2 separate regions of the Homo sapiens genome follow, and region 2 is linked to region 1. Evidence: read pairs that join two places in POLR2A ChIA-PET (ENCODE). Cell type or tissue: PC-3. All regions are shown on one strand. Links, peaks and the distances in the headings refer to the core of each region. The heading gives the core; the rest is flanking DNA.

Region 1 (8,000 bases), core at 1-8,000:
CCGGGCAGAGGTGCTCCTCACTTCCTAGGTGGGATGGCGGCCGGGCGGAGACGCTCCTCACTTTCCAGACTGGGCAGCCAGGCAGAGGGGCTCCTCACATCCCAGATGATGGGCGGCCAGGCAGAGACGCTCCTCACTTCCCAGACGGGGTGGCGGCCGGGCAGAGGCTACAATCTCGGCACTTTGGGAGGCCAAGGCAGGCGGCTGGGAGGTGGAGGTTGTAGCGAGCCGAGATCACGCCACTGCACTCCAGCCTGGGCACCATTGAGCACTGAGTGAACGAGACTCCGTCTGCAATCCCGGCACCTCGGGAGGCCGAGGCTGGTGGATCACTTGCGGTTAGGGGCTGGAGACCGGCCTGGCCAACACAGCGAAACCCCGTCTCCACCAAAACCAGTCAGGCGTGGCGGCGTGAGTCTGCAATCGCAGGCACTCGGCAGGCTGAGTCAGGAGAATCAGGCAGGGAGGTTGCAGTGAGCCGAGATGGCAGCAGTACAGTCCAGCTTCGGCTCAGCATGAGAGGGAGACCGTGGAAAGAGAGGGAGAGGGAGACCGTGGGGAGAGAGAGGGAGAGGGAGAGGGAGAGCGCTTAAAACAATTTTTAAGATGTATTTCTTTTCTCATAGTTCCAGAGGCCAGAAGTCCCAAGTCAAGGGTTGGAAGCAATTTTTGTATTTTTAGTAGAGATGGGGTTCACCATATTGGCCAGGCTGGTCTTGAACTCCTGGCCTCATGATCCGCCTGCCGTGGCCTCCCAAAGTGCTGGGATTACAGGCATGAGTCACTGCGCCCGATCTCTCAGTTTACTTTGATATGTATTAATAATAACAAAGACTAATGGATGAGGAGCTAGACAGAAATTTTATAAACCAAGTACTGCAAAATATGAATGGTAGACTCTAGGTGATATATGGGTGTTCACTGTAAAATTAATTAAATTTTGCTGTGTGTTCGAACATTTTTGTAACAAAATGTTGGAAAATTTTTGTGGAAGAACACCAGAAACAACTTTGTTGTATCTGGATATAATTTAGAATATTCAAATGTTGGCTAGGTGCGGTGGCAACCTGTAATCCTAGCACTTTGGGAGGCCAAGGCAGGTGGATCACCTCAGGTCGGGAGTTCGAGACCAGCCTGACCAACATGGAGAAACTGTGTCTCTACTAAAAATACAGAATTAGCCAGGTGTGGTGGCACATGTCTGTAATCCCAGCTACTTGGGGGGCTGAGGCAGGAGAATTGCTTGAACCCTGGAGGCGGAGGTTGCGGTGAGCCGAGATTGCGCCATTGCACTCCATTCTGGGCAACAAGAGCGAAACTCCGTCTCAGAAAAAAAAAAAGAATATTCAAATGTCCAAGGAGTACCAATATCTAGGTAAAGCCATTCTGTTGGCCTTTGCCAAATTGTACTATTTTATAAAGTTGTTTTAAAGAGAGATGTGGGCCGGGCATAGTGGTGCACATCTGTAATCTCAGCACTTTGGGAGTCTGAGGCGGGCGGATCACTTGAGGTCAGGAATTTGAGACCAGCCTGGGCAACATGGCGAAACCCTGTCTCTACTAAAAATACAAAAATTAGCCTAGCGTGGTGGCGCGCACGCGTGGTTCCACCTACTCAGGAGGCTTAAGCACGAGAATTGCTTGAACCCAGGAGGCAGAGGTTGTGGTGAGCTGAGATCGTGCCACTGCACTCCAGTCTGGGCGACAAAGTGAGACCCTGTCTCAAAAAAGAAAAAAAAAATCTGTACTTTTTAAGGGTTGTGGGACCTGTTAATTATATTGAAATGCTTTCTTTTCTAGGTCATCCATGCCTGGCTTATTATATCATCTCTATTGTTGCTGTTCTTTTTTTCATTCATTTACTTGGGGTAAGTTGTGAAATTTTTGGTCTGTCTTTCAGAATTAACTACCTTTGTGCTGTGTAGCTATCATTTAAAGCCATGTACTTTGTTGATGAATTACTCTGAAGTTTTAATTGTTTCCACATATAGGTCATACTTGGTATATAAAAGACTAGTCAGTATTACTAATTGAGACATTCTTCTGTTGCTCCTTGCTTATAATAAGTAGAACTGAAAGAACTTAAGACTACAGTTAATTCTAAGCCTTTTTGAAGATTATATAGTCTTCTAGTAGAAGTCTGTGCATCAGAATGTTTTAAGAAAGGGTTTTAAGAATGTATAAAAACCAAAATAATTGATTTTCATACTTCTATATTGTTTTTTATCAGTGACTCTTTTTTCTTTCAAATGAAATCTTATATGAAATTTTCATATATAATATAGAAAAAAGTGGATCTAGTCTGTCAAAGAGAATAGTGAAGCTCAGAGATGTGCCAGCCTGGCCTTTTTCTCAGCTCAAGTGGCAGAATACAGTTTGTAAACAATTGCACTAGCTCTTAAATTCGAAGAGGCAGTCAAACTAATAAATAAATTGGAGAGTTATTTCTTTGGTAGAGGATTAAGGGAAATAACCACAGACAGAAGAAGCAAATATGAGAATCTATGTGAAATGGATGATATTCTAGAAAAAAAATTATCAAAACTGACCCCTAAAGAGAGAATATCTAAACAGAGTAAAGAAGAGGTACAGAAAGTTACTGAAGAAGTTTCCACCCCACCTGCACAAATAACAATAGTACCAGGCCCCAGTGGATTAATGGGGAAATTCTGTTAAACCTTTAAGGAATGGTAACTCTAATACTAAGTGTTCCGAACATATAAAAAGAAAAAAAGCTTCCAGATTAATTTTATGAAGCCAGCATAACATTAATAACTAAAGCCCTGCAAGTTATCAAGTAAAAGAAAACTATTGGTCGGTTATATTTATTGATTTCAAAAGCATAACAGAATATTAAGAGAATTCAGCAATAGATGAAAAGAATAATACTTTTTTTTTTTGAGTCTCACGCTGTTGCCCAGGCTGGAGTGCAGTGGCATGATCTCGGCTCACTGCAACCCCCACCTCCTGGATTCAAGCGATTCTCCTGCCTCAGCCCCCTGAGTAACCGGGACTACAGGTGCGCACCACCATGCCCAGCTAATTTTTGCATTTTTAGTAGAGACAGAGTTTCACCATGTTGGCCAGGATGGTCTCGATCTCCTGACCTCGTGATCCGCCCGCCTTGGCCTCCCAAAGTGCTGGAATTAACAGGCCTGAGCCACCGCACCCTGCCATAATAATACATTTGACCAAGTGGAGTTTGTTTGCAGAATCGTTCATTATAAGTTGCCATATTACTAGATCATCATCTCTGTATGTGCTAAAAGGCATTTGATAAGATTCCTGTTCTTGATCAGATTCCTTAATAAATAGACGGGGTCGGGTGTGGTGGCTCATGTTTATAATCTCAATACTCTGGGAGGCTAAGGTAGGAGGATAGCTTGAGGTTGAAAGTTGGATACCAACCTGCGCAACATAACAAGACTTTGCCTCTACAAAAAATAAATTAGCCAGTTGTGGTGTGTGCATGTAGTTCTAGCTGCATGGGAGACTAAGGCGGGAGGATGGCTTCAGCCCAGGAATTCAAGGCTGCAGTGAGCTATGATTGCACCACTGCACCCCAGGCTGGGTGACTCAGTCTCTAAAAATAAATAAATAACTAAATCTCTAACATTATAAAATGTATGCATCTCATTCTAAAGGCCAATGTCATCCTCATAGGGAAGCTAGAAGCTTGCCTATTAAGGTCAGGAATGAGATGGAGGTTTTCTTTTCTTTCTTTTGTTTGTTTGTTTTTTGTTTTGTTTTTTCTGAGATAGAGTCTCACTCTGTCATCCAGGCTGGAGTGCAATGGTGTGATCTCGGCTCACAGGAACTTCTGCCTCCTGGGTTCAAGCGATTCTCCTGCATCAAGGCCTCCCAAGTAGCTGGGATTACAGGCACCTGCCACTATGCCCGGCTAATTTTTGCATTTTTAGTAGAGCAGGGGTTTCACCATGTTGGCCAGGCTGTTCTCAAACTCTTGACCTCAGGTGATCCACCTGCCTCCGCCTCCCAAAATGCTGGGATTACAGGCGTGAGCCACTGTGCCTGGCTGAGATGAAGGTTTTCTTTATCACCAATTATCTAGCATTGCTCTGGAGGGACTAGCAAACACAATTAAACAGGAGAAAGAAATACGAACTATATAATTTGGAAAAGAAGGTTAAATTACCAATATTTGGAGATAAAATGATTGTTTACTTTGTTTTAGAACTAACTGAAAACCAATTCAAATTACTAAGTAAGTTTGGTAAGGCAATTAATTGATTACAAAATTAAACAAAAGTCCCCTGTCTGGGTGCCGTGGCTCATGCCTGTAATCCCAGCACTTTGGGAGGCCGAGGCGGGTGGTTCACCTGAGGTTAGGAGTTTGAGACCAGCCTGGCCAACGTGGTGAAAACCCACCTCTACTAAAAATACAAAAAATTAGCCGGGCGTGGTGGTGGGTGCCTGTAATTCCAGCTACTCTGGAGGCTGAGGCAGGAGAGTGGCGTGAACCTGGGAGATGGAGGTTGCTGTGAGCCGAGATCGCACCATTGCACTCCCACCTGGGCAACAAGAGTGAAACTCCATTTCAAAAAAATAAAGTGAAAACACAAATCAATAACCTTCACATAAACAACTAGTTAGAAAACATAATAAAAGGATAAGTCCCATTTATGATAGCAGCAAAAAAGATTAAATATCTACGAGTAAACAAGAATTGTGCAAGCCCTGGACACTGGTGAAGCAGAGATGCCAGCTGAGGTCCTGCCCCCAGCTCCCCTTAAGCTGAGCAGTGTGGAGAACATCTTGCACAGGCTGCTGACTGCCTTCCAAGAAGCCCTTGACCTTTACCATGTGTTGGTCTCCCTTGACCGGGTGGGCACTGAGCAGTAGCAGGTGTAGACTGAGCTGGCCTCTAACTTCCTTTGGATCCACAGCCAGTTGTAGGCCAACAACGGGGTGGAGGGGTCTGATGTGGCTCCAGGCCCTCTCCAGCTCAGGTTACCCCTCCTTATGTACATTGTACTCAGAGCTGCTAGTGCAGGCTGTGCAGAGGAAGGCAGGGGACACTGAGGTCCAGCAGTCCCTGCTCCTGCTTCTGAAGAAATAGATATTTTAAGTGAATAAACTGACAGCTTAGAGGGGTAAAAAAGATAATATGCAAGATCTATTGAGAATTTTAAGGCTGGGTGTGGTGGCTCACACTTGTAATCTCACCTATTTGGGAGGCCGAGGTGGGAGGATCCTTTGAGCCCAGGGGTTCTAGACCATCCTGGGCAACATGGTTGAAACTCCATCTCTACAAAAAATACAAAACTTAGCCAGGCGTGGTGGTGCATGCCTGTAGCCCCAGCTGCTTGGGAGGCTGAGTCAGGAGGATCACTTGAGCCAAGGACTTTGGGGCTGCAGTGAACTGTGGTTGTGCCCTCTATCCAGGGTGACAGTCAGACCTTGTCTCTATTTAAAAAAAAAAAAAAAAAAAATTAAAATATGCTATCATTTGTGTCAAGTAGAAAAGTATATATATGACATGTATAGACTTTCTGGAAGGATGTACATGAAATTAATAGTAGTGCTTTCCAATCAGGCACGGTGGCTCACACCTGTAATCTCAACATTTTTGGAGGTGGAGACAGGAGGACTGCTTGAGCCTAGGAGTTCATAGCCAGCCTGGGCAACATAGCAAGACCCCATCTCAAGAAAAAGTAGTGCTTTCCTCTAAAGAGGGGAACCATGGGGCACAGTGGGGAGAAAACCTACTTTTCACAGTATCTGTTGTGAATTTTATATCTTATTCATGTGTTACCTGGCCAAAGATTAATAAATAGATTGTTTTTGTTTTTGTTTTTTAGTTTGAGGATACTGGAAATGCTTAATATAAATATCTACATCGTCCAGAAATTTCAATGTTTACTCTATTTTGGAATTTCAAAGTGGGAGAGGAATCATCTTTTTGGATGGTACCTGAAACTGAAAGTTTATGCCTAAAGGCGTGCTTGCTTTCTCCTCAGTTACCTCAGGCATCTTCTACAGTTGCAATCTCTTTGTTGTTAGATGGTGGATTTTGCCTCCCCAGAATTAAAATAGCATTTTCTTCATTATAAAAATACTTAACATTCATTGTTTTTTTAAAAAAGACATTATATAAGATTATAAAGAAGAAAAATGACCAGATTCCCACCACCTAAAGATAAGTCCTGTCATCCTTTCAGGAATTAATATATCAATTTCTCATCTACTCTTCTCTCACACTACTTTGCATAAATGGGATCATAAATGGGATCCTATATTTTTTCAAGCAACAGTGTGTTATGCCTATACTCCATGTTTATATGTGTGTATTAAAAAATGTATTTGTATATATGTGTATGTATAAGTGTGTGTGTGTGTATGATGATTCTTCTCCCGCTTTGAAGGTGAAAGAAAGCACACCTTTATTTAAGCATAAACTTTGGGTTTCAGATACTGTCTGGAAAAATGATTTATCTCCCACTTTGAAATTCCAAAATACGTACATATATTTTTTTTTTCTTTTCTTTTTTAGTTTTAGGGTCTTGCTGTGTTGCCCAGGCTGGAGTGCAGTAGTGTGATCATAGCTCACACAGCCTCTAACTCCCAGGCTCAAGCTATCTTCCTGCCCCAGCCTCCTGAGTAGCTGGGACTGCAGGCATGTGCCATCAACTTTAGCTAATTTTAAAATTTTTTTGTAGTGATAGAGTCTCACTGTGTTGCCCAGGCTCGTCTGGAATTCCTGGCCTCAAGTGATCCTCTCACCTCAGCCTCCCAAATTGCTGGGATTAGAGTGTGAGCCACTGTGCCTAGCCTGCATATATCTATTTTTAATGACTGCTAAATCTCATTGTATGAAAATTTATGTCCTAGCTATAAAATTTGTTAGCACATGTTTAATTTTTTCTAATTTCAGATGTTTTAAACTAATATTTCCCAAAGTATAGTATGGCATTTTAGGTATGATATGATCTTTTTTCCTCTTCGTACTCATTTTTATAGTTATGGCCTGTGCAACTGGTTTCCCATTTATATGAATGATACAGAGCTTCCTATTAAGAAAAAGTTCAGCTTGGGAAAAAAAAAGTGAATTGTTCAACTTGAGGGAAAAAAGTGAATTAATTGGCCAGGCACCGTGGCTCATGCTTGTAATCCCAGCACTTTGGGAGGCTGAGACGGGTGGATTGCTTGAACCCAGGAGTTTTAGACCAACCTGGGCAACATGTTGAAACCCTATCTGTACAAAAAAAATTAGAAAAATTAGCTGGGCATAGTGGCACACACCTGTTGTCCCAGCTACTTAGGAGGCTGAGCTGGGAAGACCACCTGATCTCCGGAGGTAAAGACTGCAGTGAGCCGTGATTGCACCACTTTACTCCAGCCTGGGCAACAAAATGAGACCCTGGCTCAAAAACAAAAACAAAAACAAAAAAAGAGTAAATTAATTTAAAGGGAAGTATTAAATAAATAATAGCACAGTTGATATAGGTTATGGTAAAATTATAAAGGTGGGATATTAATATCTAATGTTTGGGAGCCATCACATTATTCTAAATAATGTTTTGGTGAAAATTATTGTACATCTTTTAAAATCTGTGTAATTTTTTTTCAGGGAAGTGTTTAAAACCTATAACGTTGCTGTGGACTACATTACTGTTGCACTCCTGATCTGGAATTTTGGTGTGGTGGGAATGATTTCCATTCACTGGAAAGGTCCACTTCGACTCCAGCAGGCATATCTCATTATGATTAGTGCCCTCATGGCCCTGGTGTTTATCAAGTACCTCCCTGAATGGACTGCGTGGCTCATCTTGGCTGTGATTTCAGTATATGGTAAAACCCAAGACTGATAATTTGTTTGTCACAGGAATGCCCCACTGGAGTGTTTTCTTTCCTCATCTCTTTATCTTGATTTAGAGAAAATGGTAACGTGTACATCCCATAACTCTTCAGTAAATCATTAATTAGCTATAGTAACTTTTTCATTTGAAGATTTCGGCTGGGCATGGTAGCTCATGCCT
Region 2 (16,843 bases), core at 5,583-13,582, 79 kb after region 1:
TCTCGAAACTCCTGACCTCAAGTGATCCTCCTGCCTCGGCCTCCCAAAGTGCTGGGATTGCGGGCGGGAGCCCGTGCTTCGCTCATTATCTAGTGTCTTTCTATCCCTTTGTCTATTCATCCAATTTTTTTAAATATGGAATTTTTTTATGGAGGTGAAATTTACATTCAGTTAACCCTTTTAAAGTGTACAGGTTGGTGGTATTTAGCGCATTATTTCAATCTCTTTGATTATAGACATCCTAGTGGGTGGGAAGCAGGACCTCATTGTGGTTTTGATTTGCATTTCCCTGATGACTAATGATGTTGAGTATCTTTTTACGTGTTTGTTGGCCATTTGCATATCATCTTTGGAGAAATGCGTAAGTTCTTTACCCACTTTTTAATTGGATTGTTTGCCTTTCATCAGTCCAATTTTTTAAAAAAGTATGTTCTGTTTTTTGTTTTATGTGGCTGGGATCATAACACGTGCACATTTTATAGCTGGTACTTTTTGCTGAACATGTAAGATTAGCATTTTTCATGCTAGGTGCAGTGGCTCACACCCATAATCCCAGCATTTTGGGAGGCTGAGTCAGGAGGATCACTTGAGCCCAGGAGTTTGAGACAAGCCTGGGCAATATAGAAAGACCCTATCTCTAAAAAAAAAAAAAAAAAAAAGTAGTCCCAGCTACTCAGGGGGCTGAAGTGGGAGGATCACTTGAACCCAGGAGGTTGAGGCTTTAGTGAGCCATGATCACCCTACTGCATCTCAGCCTGGGCGACAGAGACCCTGTCTCAAAAAAGATGAGCATTTTCTGTGTGACTGGAGACTTTTGAAGAGTGGCTGGGCATTTTTTGAAATCCTGGGTCATGCTCCTTTTCCCTTGGGCTGTCTCGGGTTCCCAGGCCCTGCCTGGGCAGTGGGGTAGAAGCCAGTGCTGGGCAGGGCTGGCCACAGCTCAGGTCCATCCTCTCTTCCTCCCTCTCCGTCCCACATGGACCTCCCGGCTCCCTGCAGAGGTCCCCAGCATGCAGGATGTGCACACCCCTGCCAGCAACCCCTGGATGCCGTTGGGCCCTCAGGAGTCCCCTGCCTCAGGTGAGAGCCTGGTCCCGTCCCCCACTCAGAGCCCTGTAGTTTTTGTGTCTGAGTGGATGGTACATGGGGGTGTGGGGGTCACAGTTGGGTGCAGCCATGGTGGAAGGGAGAATGGTCCAGGGGACGGAGGAAGGTGGGTCCAACGTGGACAGGGGTGGAGGGGAGGAGCCAGGTGGACGCACTGTGTGTCTTTTGCTTCTTCTTTCTAGACTCCAGAGGCCAGTGGTGGGCAGCCCAGGAACACCCCTCAGCCAGGGGTGACCACAGGGGAGAACGAGGTGACCCCAGGGGCGACCAAGGCACCCACCTGTCAGCCCTGGGCCCCGCTCCCTCTCTGCAGCAGCCCCCATACCAGCAACCCCTGCGGTCGGGCTCAGGGCCCCACGACTGCAGACACAGTCCTCACGGGTGCTGCCCCGATGGCCACACGGCATCTCTCGGGCCTCAGTGGCAAGGCTGCCCTGGGGCCCCCTGTCAGCAGAGCAGGTGGGTGCTGGAGACAGGTCTTCCTCCTCCCCCGTCAAAGAGGGAAGGTGGGACCCCGTGGGTGGGCCAACATCTCTGATCAGAAGAGGGCTGGGGTGGGTGTGCAGAGCTCAGGAATAGGATGCCCAAGCTTTCCTCCCTGGGCTGCCCTGAGCATGAGATCTTGGGGACTTGGCTTCCTGTGGCTGAGTTTCTTGATGTGCCAAGTGGGGACACAAACCCCCACCTTACTGCAGAGTGTCAGCGTGTGGAAACACAGCCTGAGACTCCGAGAAGGCTCTGGGTGCGATTCTAGCTCTCAGATCTAACCAGGCTCAGGGAACTCACGGTAAAGGCTAGACGAGGGCCAACCAACTCCTCACAATCTTCCTAACAGCCCCGGCCACTCCCGCCTTATGGAATGGGTCCGAGTCATCCCACTCCTGCCAGGTGCCCTCCCTCTGCCCCTCCTCCTTCTATGGCCTGCCCTGAACGCATCCCCAGTGTGCTGTCTCAGAGACCAGGTGCTTCTGGGCCCAGACTTTGTGGCCAGTAGCCTGGGGGCAGTTCCCAGCTCAGACACTCACCGGCTATGTGCTGGGTGACTTGGGCCACGTGACTTAACCTCTCTGATTTTGGGTTCCTCTTCTGAGAAATGGGAATGATGACAATCGTGATGGGGTTCCTGTGAGGGTGAAGTGCATCACAGCATGCCTGGCACAGAGAGGGCGCCGGGCACCCTCCCTCCTTTCACCTTGCCTCGTGGCACCTGGTGGGTGGGTGTGGAGTAAATGGTGGGTTCCTTTGAACCCCCTCTTCTGCCCTGTCTCCCATCTGCTGCTGTTTTGTAACCCCCGCTGTGAACTGACATTTGGTCAGGCTCAGATGAACATCCCCCTTCTTTGTTTTGTGGGCTGTGCAACTGAGGCTCTGCCAGTTATGAGGGGTACAGCCACCATTTATTGTGTTACGGCTGCCCTCCCTGGTAGCTGCTAAGAGTCGGTGGATTTAGGCAGAGATTGCGGCACACAAAATGGCCTGCCCTGCACACGGGGACACGTCCTCTCCCCCCCAGGTCCCCACCCTGTCAGCCCCCACCATGGGGAGCCTCAGAGCCTGGGTCCTGGGATGCAGGGAGCGTGGGGGCAGGCTGGGCAGTGAGGGGCTGTGTGATGTCTGCCTAGGTACGGGTGCTGCCCTGACAGGGTATCTGTCGCTGAGGGGCCCCATCACGCTGGCTGCACAAAGTCGTATGGTGGTGACAGCACCGGGGGCATGCCCAGGTCAAGGGCAGTGGCTTCTACAGTAAGTGTCTGGCCTGGGGGAGGGGAGCAGGGGGCCAGCCCGTGAGCCTGCTCAGTGTCACTGTGACCCAGGATCTTTGCCGCTTTGGCCTCGGAGAAAGGAGGTCCCTGCAAATCTGCTGGCCTGGGTCATCCTCTGGAGGGCACCGGGCTTCAAAGATGGGCCTGGGGTGGATCAGGGGTTTCATCCAACATTCTCCTGGCCTCTGGTCTCCCCTGGGCTGGGGTTCTGGCCCCTCCTTCCTGCCATCCTCCCCGTGGCAGCCCAGAGTCCCCAACAATGGCCAGATCCACTGCCCACTTCCCAATCATGGGTTTCCTCCCCAGGTCCACAACACCCACCAGCCCCAGGCCCAGCAGAATGAGCCCAGTGAGTGCCGGGGCTCCCAGTTTGGCTGTTGCTATGACAACGTGGCCACTGCAGCCGGTCCTCTTGGGGAAGGCTGTGTGGGCCAGCCCAGCCATGGTGAGTGGACACCCCCTCTCCTCCTTCTCGATGGGTAGACTCTGCTCCCACCATGCCTCCAGCCCCCACCCAGGACCAAAGACCTTCCTACCAGCTCAGTTATTCATTCATTCCTACCACAAATGTTGATTGCCTGCTAGGTGCCAGGCCAGAGAGCAGTGCCAGAGTGTTCTCGCATCCAGCAGTTTGAACCTGTGGCCTTCTGGCTGCTTCTGGGAACTGGGGAGGGTGGGAGGTGGGGATCCCAAGGGCCTGGGAGGCAGTCTCGTGCTTGGGAGTCAGCCCCTTCTGAGGCAGAGCCAGTGCAGGGCAGTTAGTGCCGGGATGGGCAGGGGTGCCCTGACCCTGCCTGGAATGTGGGTGGAGTAGCAGGAGCTGAGTGCTGGAGGGAGGGTAGGGGTCAGGGAGGTCTTTGAGGTTGCAGCCCTGGATGAATGAGTAGAGCTGCTGGGAACCATCACGAGGACCTCAAAAGCCGGGCTAGGGCTGTGGTCAGGGCTCGCAGGAGGCACCCATGGTCATGTCTAAATGTGGAGAGATGGGTCAGGCCATGCTGGCGAGGGCTGCTGGAATGGCAGGCTGGGTGCTGGAGGTGGGCTCAGTGGCCAGTCAGTGCAGCATCCTGGGGACAAGGGCATGCCCTTGCTGGGCATCTTCACACGCCCTGGGTGGCTCAGGTCTGTGTCCCTATCACAAGCTAAGCAGGCAGGGTCACCCTCTGGGCTCACTTTGCATGTGACTTCAGGTGGTCTGGTGGCAGGGAAGGCCAAAGGTCCAAGGGAGCCGGCCCAGGGAGCCCTGGCCCTGACCTCCCAGAGGCTCTAGCTCTGTGGGTGAAGGCTGCTGTGGCACCAGCCGGGGGCAGGTCTGCACAGTGGACAGACTCTGGTGGAAGCATCCTGGATCCCAGGGCCAGGTCAGGCCCCCAGACAGGGGTGTAGACATGCTTTATAAGTGGGGAAGGGCCTGCTTCCTGAGTCGGAGGCTGAGAGGATGGAGGGTGCAGCTTTAGTACTGGGCACCTCAGTGACTTATATCACACCCATGCCCTGCAGCCTACCCCGTGCGGTGCCTGCTGCCCAGTGCCCATGGCTCTTGCGCAGACTGGGCTGCCCGCTGGTACTTCGTTGCCTCTGTGGGCCAATGTAACCGCTTCTGGTATGGCGGCTGCCATGGCAATGCCAATAACTTTGCCTCGGAGCAAGAGTGCATGAGCAGCTGCCAGGGATCTCTCCATGGGCCCCGTCGTCCCCAGCCTGGGGCTTCTGGAAGGAGCACCCACACGGATGGTGGCGGCAGCAGTCCTGCAGGCGAGCAGGAACCCAGCCAGCACAGGACAGGGGCCGCGGTGCAGAGAAAGCCCTGGCCTTCTGGTGGTCTCTGGCGGCAAGACCAACAGCCTGGGCCAGGGGAGGCCCCCCACACCCAGGCCTTTGGAGAATGGCCATGGGGGCAGGAGCTTGGGTCCAGGGCCCCTGGACTGGGTGGAGATGCCGGATCACCAGCGCCACCCTTCCACAGCTCCTCCTACAGGTGAGGCCCACCTTCCCCAGGTGAGGGGGTTAGGACGCCCAGACAAGGAGCATGCCAGTTGGAGCTAAACCCCTGAAGTCAGCCGGCCCTCCCTCCCCATCCCTAACTTCTGTTTCTCCCGAGAGCCCTGCCTGGTGGGCCTTGTTGCCATCATTCTACAGATGGAGAAGCTGGGGCTTCAGAGACTTGAGGCTACTCTGATGTCTAATAGACATCTGTGCAGATGGTGGCTCCGGGGTTCTCCATCAGATCTCGCCAGTATACCCCGGGGCCTGTCTGGCTGGAAAAGTTTATTGGCTTCGTGACCTTTGGCAAGTCACCCAACTTCTCCAAGCCTCAGTTTCTTGACCTGTAAAATGGTGGCATTACCTTCTGCCCTGTATACCTCACAGGTGTGGGTTCTGGTCAAGATGACTCCTGGGACTGGATCATATTAATGAAGGATTTGGGAAGGTTAAAAACAAAATTAAAAGCGTTGTGTTCCACATGGGTCGAGCGTGTAGTTTAGCCCCCACATGAACCTGGTGTGTGCCGTCCCTCCCGACCTCTCCCCACCCCTTGGGCTTTGCACCTACCTTGTTGCTGCTACAAGAACAGGTTGAGGCAGTGATGCTTGGGGGAGCCGGGGGCAGGTTGGGGAGGGTAGATTCCTGAATCCATGGGCTTCTGGGGCTCTGCCTCCCATAGGGACCCTCTAGCCCCAAAAGTGCCTGTGACAGGATGGGCCCCAAGCTGTCTGTCATGGAACACACTGCTTAGGGTGGTTCTGGTCCTGGCGCTCATGCCAGTCAGCAGATCTCACTTCCCACCTCTCCAGGATTAGCTTGGCAGGTGTGGAGCCCTCGTTGGTGCAGGCAGCCCTGGGGCAGTTGGTGCGGCTCTCCTGCTCAGACGACACTGCCCCGGAATCCCAGGCTGCCTGGCAGAAAGATGGCCAGCCCATCTCCTCTGACAGGTGGGTGAGAGTCCCCCCACCTCCTCTGACAGGTGTGACAGCCCCCCTACCTTCCCTGACAGGTGTGTGTGACAGCTCCCCCACCTCCTCTGATAGGTGTGACAGACCCCCTCCTCCTTTGACAGGTGTGTGTGACAGCCCCCCTACCCCCTCTGACAGGTGTGTGTGACGGCCCCCCGACCTCCTCTGACAGGTGTGTGTGACAGCCCCCCGACCTCCTCTGACAGGTTCACGTGACAGCTCCCTCCACCTCCGCTGACAGGTGTGTGTGACAGCCTCCCCTGAAGCATATTCCCCCAGCCTCACTTGGGGTGGGAGGGTGCTCTGTAGACTCTGGTCCCCTCTGGCACGAGCACCGAGGCGGAGGGAAGACTCACTGTTGCCCTTGGGAGCCCAGAGCTCATGTCCTCCCACACCACCCCACTCAGGCACAGGCTGCAGTTCGACGGATCCCTGATCATCCACCCCCTGCAGGCAGAGGACGCGGGCACCTACAGCTGTGGCAGCACCCGGCCAGGCCGCGACTCCCAGAAGATCCAACTTCGCATCATAGGTCTCTGTCCCCACCCCATCCACCAGTGCGTTCTCAGGGGCCCGAGTGGGAAGGCCAGGATGGGGAGCCTGACCGAGGGCTGCCTCACGCTAGAGGGGCCCAGGGTGTCTCTCTGAGTCAATTCCTCCTGCTGGCAGGGACCACCCTGTGGCCCTCATTTCTCCGTAAGTCCCTGCTGGTCTCATGGCCCGCCCTTCCTTCCACTCCCTTTTCCTCACAGCTCACACCTTGTTTCTCCTGGCCTCATGACAGGGGGTGACATGGCCGTGCTGTCTGAGGCTGAGCTGAGCCGCTTCCCTCAGCCCAGGGACCCAGCTCAGGACTTTGGCCAAGCGGGGGCTGCTGGGCCCCTGGGGGCCATCCCCTCTTCACACCCACAGCCTGCAAACAGGTAAGAACTCAGCAATGCCATCTTGCCCTCCCCCACGCCAGGGCCAGGGCCGGGGGTCTCAGTGGATAAGGAGGGGAACGTCTGCTGTGACCAGGCCTTGCCAGCCCCTGCTCAGGGCTCTGGGAGGCCAGGCCTAGAAAAACAGGGCTCCCAGAGCTGGGCCTCTTGAGGAAGAAGCTTCTGGGAACGGTGCAGTTCTACAGGCTCAGGACTCAGGAACTGAGGAAGGGAAGGGCACACACAGCTAGAGGGCCTGAGCCGGCTTCTTTGAGGAGCGTCTTGAGCTGGCCTTGAGGAATGGTTCAGTTTACAGAGGGGGTGTGGAGGACCGGAGGGGGTGCCCAACTCAAAGACCTAGTGGCAAATGTGCAGGGTGGGGGGTGACAGATGGGGATCCTGGCTGGTGGGTGTGTCTGGCCAGCTGTGGTGGAGGGGCAGGGAGTGGTAGTGGCGGGGAGGCAGCTTTAGACTTCACCCCAGGTAGTTATTGACCATTTCCTAACCAGAACAAGGCAGGGGATTTTAGGAAGCTGAATCTGGCTGGAGAGGGAGAAGGGGCCACCAGGCTTGTGCAGAGGTGCCCATGGGAGTAGGCGGGGGCAACGGCAAGGGCCCCTCATGCTGTGGGCTGCTTGTTTGGCAGGCTGCGTTTGGACCAGAACCAGCCCCGGGTGGTGGATGCCAGTCCAGGCCAGCGGATCCGGATGACCTGCCGTGCCGAAGGCTTCCCGCCCCCAGCCATCGAGTGGCAGAGAGATGGGCAGCCTGTCTCTTCTCCCAGGTTTATTTGACTCCTCTCCCCTTCCTCCTATTCTGCCTCCAGCCCCACCTTATCCTATGGAGGCCACCGGGGAAGGGAGCTGCTAGCGCATGGTCATGGCCAGTCCTGAGCCGGACTCCAGGGCCTCTTGAGAGATGGAGCAGCTGGGCAAAGGGCTCCTTGGGTTGGCTAACATTTGAGTCTCTGGGCCTTTCCAGAATGTGGTTAGTGGACAGAAATAAGAGGCCAGCTAACAGAGGTGATGACGGAAGAAGAAAATGGAGTCAGAACACATTCCCAGCTATAACCATAATGGCTACCCTTTACTGAGCAGGCACTGAGTATGAGGCTTGTGCTCTATCACGTGACCTGCAAAAAAGCCATATTGAGCAGGTGCTGTTTTCCCCCCATTTTACACACAGAAGCTTAACATCACACAGCTTATAAGCAGCAGAACCAGTATTTGAGCCCATTAAATGAGTATAGCAAAAACTAGAAACCCAAACCGAAATTTTGTATCAGAAAACTTGAAATGGTTTATACAGTTAAGCTTAAAAGCCAGACATTTTCGGCCAGTCGCAGTGGCTCACGCCTGTAATCCCAGCACTATAGGAGGCCGAGACGGGGGTGGATCACGAGGTCAGGAGTTCAAGACCAGCCTGTCCAAGATGCTGAAACCCCATCTCTACTAAAAATACAAAAATAGCCAGGCGTGGTGGCACATGCCTGTAATCCCAGCTACTCGGGAGGCTGAGGGAGAATTGCTTGAACCTGGGTGGCAGAGGTTGCAGTGAGCTGAGATCGCACCACCGAAAGCGCCAGCAGCTGCAGGTGTAAAGTCTGAGGCCAAATGGTCCTTCTGTCAGACCCCACCAAACACTAGGGGATGCTTAGCCTCTCACCAGGGACCTAGAAGACCTTGTGTTCCCTCCCTGACCCCATGCTCGAGGGACGGAGCTGGAGGAGAGGGGAGGCTCCTTGGGCTGGAGCCAACTGGCTGTACTTGGTCCCCAGACACCAGCTGCAGCCTGATGGCTCCCTGGTCATTAGCCGAGTGGCTGTAGAAGATGGCGGCTTCTACACCTGTGTCGCTTTCAATGGGCAGGACCGAGACCAGCGATGGGTCCAGCTCAGAGTTCTGGGTAAAGTGGCAGTCCTGAGTGGCCTTTGAGGTCAGGTGGCATGGGTAGGGCAGGATCTTCATAGTGGCTGACAATGACTTGTCCTTGTGCCCAGGGGAGCTGACAATCTCAGGACTGCCCCCTACTGTGACAGTGCCAGAGGGTGATACGGCCAGGCTATTGTGTGTGGTAGCAGGAGAAAGTGTGAACATCAGGTGGTCCAGGTAAAGGCTCTATTCCAAGTTGTCCCTGTCCCCAGACCTTCACAACCTCAGGTGTGGGTGTCCACCTTTCTGCCAGGGATGTCACTGTCACCACTGCTTCCATTCCGGCTTCCAGGCCTGGTGCCAGGGGAGAGGGCTGCAGCACCCTCATCCCTACAGAGCAAAGCTCTGTAGGGCCACTGGCTCTCTGCTGGTTGGGCTACACTAAGGTTTCCTAACCTCAGCACTGCTGACAGTTTGGAGCTGGTAAGTTTTGGTTGCTGAGGGCTGTCCTGTGCTTTGCAGGATGTTTAGCAGCATCCAGGGCATCTACCCACTAGATGCCAGGGGCACCCTCCCCAAAGTCATGACAATAAAGAATGGCTCCAGACCCACTGCCAAATGTCCCCTGGTGGCAAAATCTCTCCTGGAGCTGTGAACCACTGGACTACACTCAGCTTTGGGGACTTTGGTGGTCTTTTACCCTAGATCAATTGGTTTTATATTTGTCCATTCATTTAGCAGCCATTTTTTGCCTCCTCCTTCCCTGTAATGTGTCAGGACTAGGCTAGGTTCTGGGGATCCTGGGGTCACCTGAGCCCCCAGAGTACTCCCGGGCAGATGGCCCAGTGTCCCAGGAGCTCCAGATGTGTTTTGTTGCAACTGCTGTCTGTGCACAGAGGAGTGTCAAGGAAGAGGGCCAGGAAATGACTTTGGCTGCACCTTAATAGCTAAGGATGGCAAAGGATGTTCTTGGTAGAGGAAGCAGCAAGTGCCAAAGGTGGGCATTTGAGAAAGGACACCAGGATAGGAACCGGCCTGTGCACTGGCTGGGAGAGGTGACGCGATTGCGGAGGGCATCTGTGTCTTGTGTGGCCTTGAGCCCAGGGAAGGCGGTGGGAGCCGCTAGAGGTGTCCCCACTGGTGTGCTCAGTCCAGCCATCCCCTGATCAGCCTGTCAGGCCTGCTTCTCCATGTTGGCCTCTCCTGGATCTTTCCAGCAGCAAACATGCATAGAACTCCCCTCTTCACAACCACCTTCCATTGAGCCTCTATGTCCCTGCAGACCCTATGCTGACATAGTGTCCCCTTTACAGCTGTCCATGTTGGTTGCCTCTGCCTGTTCATCTCCCTACTCACTTCTCAGGGCCTGCAGTGGGGCCGCATGTCAGCCCCTGTTCCAGGACACTGTCCTGGCCAAGGTCACTGCCTCTCTCCCTAACTCCACTGGACACCTTGCAGTCTTTACGTGACCTGTAGTGTCGTTCTGCTTGCCGTATGCTCCTTCTTGAAATTCTCCCTTCCCTCTGCTCCAGGAACTACTGTCTTCTGCTGTGCCTCAGGGCCTGTCCTTGGTTTCTCCCCGTGTGACTTGGACCACCTCATAGACATGCACTTCGCTGCGTCAGTGCGATGCTGACACACTATCTGGGTCTGGACTCTTGAGCTCCAGACTTCAAATCTGAGGCCTCCTGCTATCTCACAGGCACCCCAAATTTGAAATAGCAGAAAACAACCTCGCCATTCACCCCAGCCTTGGATCTCCCAAGGTTGGAGGGGCACCATCATCACCCAGTAACCCAACCTAGAAACCTTGGTCATTCTTGATTTCTCCCTGTCCTCCACCTGTTTGCTCTCAAGGGGTGGGAACGGTTGGCTCTGGAATGGCCTTTGATTACCTCTTCCCTCTGTCTCCCAGACCTCCAGAGGCCCTTGATGGCTCTCCCAGTGTCCTCTCTCCTCCAGGAACGGGCTACCTGTGCAGGCTGATGGCCACCGTGTCCACCAGTCCCCAGATGGCACGCTGCTCATTTACAACTTGCGGGCCAGGGATGAGGGCTCCTACACGTGCAGTGCCTACCAGGGGAGCCAGGCAGTCAGCCGCAGCACCGAGGTGAAGGTGGTCTCACCAGGTAGGAAAGGTCTATATCCGGGGATGGGAAGGACATTCCCCAGTAGATTTACTGGTTCTCAAGGGCTGGCTCTGCAGTCTGAGGGACTCTGGTTTGAATCCTGGCTCACCCTGCCAGTTGCTGGTAGTGTGACTTGGGGCAAGGGGCTTACCTTCCTGAGCCTCATTTTCCTCCCGTCTACAGTGGGGCTGCTCCACCACCTGAGAGGGCTGTAGTGGAGATGAAGGAAATGATGCTCTGCTGGGCCCCTGGAGATAGCTTAATAGACATTAATGCATGCAGGACATTCAGACTCACCGATTTTGAGACATATGACTGACTGGAATTTCATTATAAAACTTAAAACTTAAGGCAGACCACTAAAATCTGTCCACTCTAATCCACTCTAAACCACTAAAATCTGGCCACTTTATGGCCGTTTGACCATATAACCCAGAAAGGAAAGGGCAGGGATTATCATCACCATTTTACAAATGAGACAGGTATGCAGAGAGCGTAAGTGGTGTTTCCACCGGTCACACCGCAAATGTGGCCTACCTGGGACTAGAGCCCATGTCTTTTGACTCCCCATGTTTTTTTTTTTTTACCCCCACGAAATTACTATACTTGTACCTAAGTGGAATCTTACTTGCATCATTTGATATTTGATATTGTAGCCTTACCTCCTCTAGCTACTACTCTATCATACTTCAACAAATCCAAATTGCCTGTAAGATGCATTATTTTTGTACCAAGAAAAAAATGCTGCCAGTGAAACGACACAATTCTGATACCATCAATTAGGATGCAAACCAACTTGAGAGATGTGAAAATAAGTGCATATCAGAACTGATGAAACAGATTGTGGTTCAGAGTTCACACTTACAAGAGATATGTTCAAATAAGCAGGAGGGAAAGGGGGACAGGGCTTTGCTCGTCCCCCAGCCTGTGCTTCCTTGTGTCCTTGGTTCTTGTTCACGGAGGGACTGAAGACAGAGTGGTACCTCGGGCCAAGCTGCCAATTCTCACAGGCCTGATACAGACCTTGGGGGAGTATGCCAGGCTCGGAGGTGCCAGGGCCCTTCCTGCCTGGTCTTCTGGGCATTCCTGACAATCAGGGCTGCAGCGCCATGCCAGGAGCACGGTTACACTCAGAGGGGCAGGCCTGGCTGCTTCCTGGCTGCCAGGCTGAGGGTGGAGACTGGCCAGTACTAGAAGTTGAAGGTCTGGCTGAAATGTTGCTTTGTGAGTGGGACTGACTTGTCGGCTTCCTGTCTATGATCTCTTTAGAGATCGCCTCCCCAGGGCCCAGCTCAGTGCTTGGCATCACTAGGTGCTCATGTTGTGGCTGGAAATGTTGTCCAGCGGCTTTTTTCTCACCTGTTGCTCGGCGAGCGGGAGGGAGGGTTACAGGGTTCCTTCCTGCCGCTTCGCCAGCCCGCCGCCTTGACCTCTGTCCGGGGCCTCGCTCGGCCCACCGTCTCGCTCCGCCCACTTGGCCGGGCAGGCTGCGCTCCGCTGACCCGGATCCCGCACTCGTGGCGGCCCCGCGCTCAGCGCACGGCACAGGCGGCTTCCGCACTGGGTGCTAACGTATAGACAAGGGGAACATGGTGGCGCCCGAAAACTCGGAGATGCCAGCAACCGCGGAGCCCCAAGGGGGTGTTACAGGGACAAATGTTCCCGCCGCTCGCAGCTCGGTGAACGGGAGCGTTAAAACTCGTTCTTCCCTCCATTCCCTCCTGCTCACCCAGCTACAAAAGCCGCGACACTCAGATACATGGTGACTAAGTGCCTGCCTGCACAATGATGGAGTTACATTGGCGAAAGCACCACACTCCAGGGACTACTTTTCACCTGTATCATGTCCAGAAAATTGACCTTGTCTACATAATAACCAAATCAAGGCTGTGTGACAAAGCAAAATGCAGATTCACAGTGAGAGAACTGTCAAGAGGACCTAGACATTATGTTTGCGATTAGCTCCAGATGGGATTACATGGAAAACCAAACTACAATGAGAAACTTGCCTGATACCTGGTCACCACGCTGAAATGGCCTGAGATGTGTGTCCCAGATGGGACAGACATGGCCTCAGTCTGGCCACTCTCCTCCGGTCCTCTGCTGGCTGCTCTCACCTGTTCATTTTTTGTTGGGTCATACGGTGTGCGGCTGCCTGACCCTGCCCTACTCATGGTTGGGTGGCACATTGAATTTCAGTGTTAGCACCAGGGTAGGAGGCCTTGGGGTGGTCAGGCTGAGGTAAAAGGGACATAGCTCTACTGGGAGGACTTCTCAACATCGCTGTGAAGTAGGTTGCTGTTGCTGTTATTAGTCCCATTTCACAGATGAAGAAATGTGCATAAAGGGCTTAAGCAACTTGCCCAGAGTTACCCAGCTGGCAAGTGGCAGAGCCCGGATTGAGCCCGGGCAGTATGGGTCCAGAGCTGGTGTGCTTAATCACTATGCTGAGTTCCCACTATGATGGGTCTTGGGCTGTACCAGCTCAGAGTTGATACCAAAGTTACAGATTTTTAGAAACAATATGCATTAATGGCTTTGTTATCTATATAAATTTAGGTAGGTAATAGTCTGGTTATACCAATATACCAAACGTTTGTAAGGTTGTTCGCTGCTAGGTACAGTCTTTTAGTGGTATTTTGTGAGTAAACAAGGGGAGAGAGAAAGATAAGCTTTCTCTGGCTGCTTGAGGTCTGACTTCAGGGAAGGTACCACTCTGGTCTAAGTCAGCTGAGTTTTAAGAACCCCTTCCAGAAGAGAGATGAAGCAGTAGAATGAAATTTTTTTTTTTTTTTTAAGACAGAATCTTGCTCTGTCACCCAGGCTGGAGTGCAGTGGTGTGGTCTCAGCTCACTGTAACCTCTGCCTCCTGGGTTCAAGCGATTCTTCTGCCTCAGCTTCCCGAGTAGCTGGGACTACAGGGGCACGCCACCATGCCTGGCTAATTTTTGCATTTTTAGTAGAGATGGGGTTTCACCATATTGGCCAGGCTGGTCTCAAACTCCTGACCTCGTGATCCGCCCGCCTTGGCCTCCCAAAGTGCTGGGATTACAGGCATGAGCCACCACACCCAGCTGAATGAAACTTAATAGGGAGTTATGAGATACAGACGTTCCTAGTAAATTCAGAGGGAGAGAAAACAAGGGCTTTGCTTTGTTCTCAGTGTAGTTAGTATTAGAGCCACCGTTAACAGGACTGTTTTCCTATTACCTTGTCTAATATGCATTGCTTCCTCTGGGGAAAGTGAAAAACTGGAAGGATGAGGACCCAGGTGACTAAGATAAGCTGGTGATATTGAAGGGACAAAACTTTGATGGTTGGAGGAACCCAGCAGAGAAAGGGAAAAGATAAGAGCTCTTGCTAACTCAAAATTTTACTTGGGGCTGATCCTACCTGCTCTCCCAATCCAGAGGCAAGAACAGTTGTCATTTAGTAATTCAGGTCTCAAACATAAGGAGTTAACTTCAAGAGATGTTTAATTATCCAGTCAATAAATATTTGGGAGTCTAGGAAGAGCTATTCAGTGGGCTGAGGCCACAAATAATAATGGGAGGACCACTGCATGTTGAAGTGAGGCCAAGAAACAGGTAGAAATCATCATCCCTCATAGAGTTTGTACGTATGGTTAAAAGGTTACAGGGTAAGTGCACTTCGTTTTCAATCTGGCAGTTATAATGCTGTGTTCCTTTGAAGGAAATGAAATGGCAGGTGAGAATTTTCAGCATACACAGAGCTTCCTCACCACCTTCTCTCTCCCCTGTCGTTCTGCAGCACCCACCGCCCAGCCCAGGGACCCTGGCAGGGACTGCGTCGACCAGCCAGAGCTGGCCAACTGTGATTTGATCCTGCAGGCCCAGCTTTGTGGCAATGAGTATTACTCCAGCTTCTGCTGTGCCAGCTGTTCACGTTTCCAGCCTCACGCTCAGCCCATCTGGCAGTAGGGATGAAGGCTAGTTCCAGCCCCAGTCCAAAATAGTTCATAGGGCTAGGGAGAAAGGAAGATGGACTCTTGGCTTCCTCTCTCTGGCTGGCAAAGGGAGTTATCTTCTGGAATACATTAGCTCTTTCAAAAACCCACCCAGTGTTTAGCCTCAACGGCAGCCAGTTACCAGCTTCTCTCTGTAGCCTTCAGCAGTGTTTGCATCTCTGACATAACCACAGGCTGCTGTTTTCAAGAAGAGCAATCTGTTTGGATAAGAAAAACCTTTACTTTACAGCTTCCCTTTATAATTTGTTACACAGGAATAGTTAAATGCATTTGTTTGTTTGTTTTTTGAGACAGAGTTTCACTCTTGTTGCCCAGGCTGGAGGGCAATGGCGCGATCTCAGCTCACTGCAACCTCCGTCTCCTGGGTTCTTGATTCTCCTGTGTCAGCCTTCTGAGTAGCTAGGATTACAGATGCCTATCACCATGCCTGGGTAATTTTTGTATTTTTAGTTGAGATGGGGTTTCACCATGTTGGCCAGGCTGGTCTCGAACTTCTGACCTCAGATGATCTGCCCGCCTCAGCCTCCCAAAGTGCTGGGATTACAGGCATGAGCCACCACGCCCAGCCATCAATGCATTTTTTTTATTTTTTTTTTGAGACAGAGTTTCGCACTTCTTGCCCAGGCTGGAGTACAATGGTGCGATCTTGGCTCACTGCAACCTCCACCTCCTGGGTTCAAGCGCTTCTCCAGCCTCAGCCTCCTGAGTAGCTGGGATTACAGGTATGTGCCACCATGCCTGGCTAATTTTGTATTTTTAGTAGAGACGGGGTTTCTCCATGTTGGTCAGACTGGTCTTGAACTCCCGACCTCAGGTAATCCGCCCGCCTCGGCCTCCCAAAATGCTGGGATTAGAGGTGTGAGCCACTGTGCCCAGCCCATCAATGTGTTTTAAAGCTAGCTGTCAGGGTTCCACTTAATTTAAAGCTGGGCAGGGAGATGTGTAATGATTTCAAAGTTAACACCTGTTTGTTTTCTAAAGGGCATGCCAAGTCCTGCTGTATCAGGGAAGTATTCTGTGCTAAAATCAGCGATGGTTCATTGCTCTAGTCTCTCTCACCCTTCTAGGCAGTGCATCAGTCAGCTCTAAATCTGGTGCAGAGGGTTAACAGCATAACCCTTGTTGGCAAAATGGAATAGATGTTAAGACCTCAAATAGGGATTTGGGATGAAACAGCTGCAGTTAGCACTGTTATCTGAGCATGAAAGAACTGGAAACGCTCCTTACGTCGAGATGTTGGACCTTGAAGCCCTCCTGAGGCCAACATGCAAATCTGGCTGTGACGGTTCATCTGACACCTGTGTAAAGCTGACCAGCCTGCTCTGTACAGTGACAATGAGGAGCCCCTCTCTTCCTTAAGTAGGAATCTGTGAAGCAAAATGTTTGCTGCCAAAGACAAATCAGACTGTCAGTCATTAAAAACAGCATTAGCAGGATGAGGATAGCAATGGGGAAGGGTTGTGGGCAATGCAGTAACAGGGAAATGGCTTCAGAAATGGTTTGAGTTGGAAGACAACATTCTTCATCTCTCAGGACTTCTAATTCCTTGATGCTAAAAGAAGAGGCATGGATTCTATGAGCTTCCAAGTCCCTTTCCACTTTAACCTTCTACAAATCTTTCAGAGGACTGCCTAGTAGCAAAGGTTATTCCTGGACACAGGAAAGACGGGCATTACAGGGACCAAAGCTCTGAAAGGTGACTTTTATTACCAACACACTGGCTGGAAAAGGGACAAACCACATCACGGGTGAGTGATACTTCTCAGTCTTCTCTACTCATTCAACAAAGGAAATGTGGGCTGGGGCAGAGGTCTTTTTTCATTTAATACTGGAAAAATATTGAAGAGCATCCATGTTCACTTATGGCTGGTTTTGCTATAGAAATTGGAAAATAAAGGCCACTTTTTTGAAATCCCCAGTTTAATTAAACCAGATTTTGGCCTATTGGTATAAACACATCAGAAGGTAAGTTTGAGGTTAGCTAGCAGCTAACTAGTTCTAATAGAACCAGTCACAGAATAGTGGGCTAAGATTAGAGGTAAAACTCATTCTAGGCCAGTGGTTCTCAACTTTACCATATTGCGAGCTTAAAAAAAAAAAACACAACCTGG

The links. Peaks named below come from ENCODE experiments on the same cell type or tissue, not always from the same donor. Only the 100,000 strongest peaks of a DNase experiment are listed, where the experiment ranks them.
Region 2: POLR2A ChIA-PET joins it to region 1 with 5 read pairs; 3 of 35 experiments call an interaction of 5 or more read pairs at or near these places.

Annotation. Positions count from the first base shown.
Region 1 is chr14:73,185,053-73,193,052 of GRCh38, forward strand. PSEN1 (presenilin 1) reads left to right here. Exons shown (of 12, transcript NM_000021.4): 6 at 1,801-1,868; 7 at 7,592-7,812. Among named protein-coding and RNA genes, the nearest start is that of PAPLN, 48 kb to the right of the region's middle. RefSeq lists an enhancer at 90-708. In PC-3, for the core only: no CTCF peak of the experiment used is centred there; a DNase peak (open chromatin) is centred at 3,549.
Region 2 is chr14:73,257,980-73,274,822 of GRCh38, forward strand. It overlaps PAPLN (papilin, proteoglycan like sulfated glycoprotein), which reads left to right. Exons shown (of 27, transcript NM_001365906.3): 15 at 1,000-1,080; 16 at 1,290-1,566; 17 at 2,730-2,850; 18 at 3,177-3,315; 19 at 4,371-4,848; 20 at 5,666-5,803; 21 at 6,232-6,356; 22 at 6,609-6,747; 23 at 7,391-7,528; 24 at 8,522-8,649; 25 at 8,744-8,852; 26 at 10,578-10,744; 27 at 14,516-16,644. The coding sequence ends at 14,685. Among named protein-coding and RNA genes, the nearest start is that of PAPLN-AS1, 20 kb to the left of the region's middle. RefSeq lists enhancers at 922-1,609, 1,610-2,295. In PC-3, for the core only: a CTCF peak has its summit at 8,789 (motif pointing left); no DNase peak of the experiment used is centred there; H3K4me3 peaks cover 766 bases.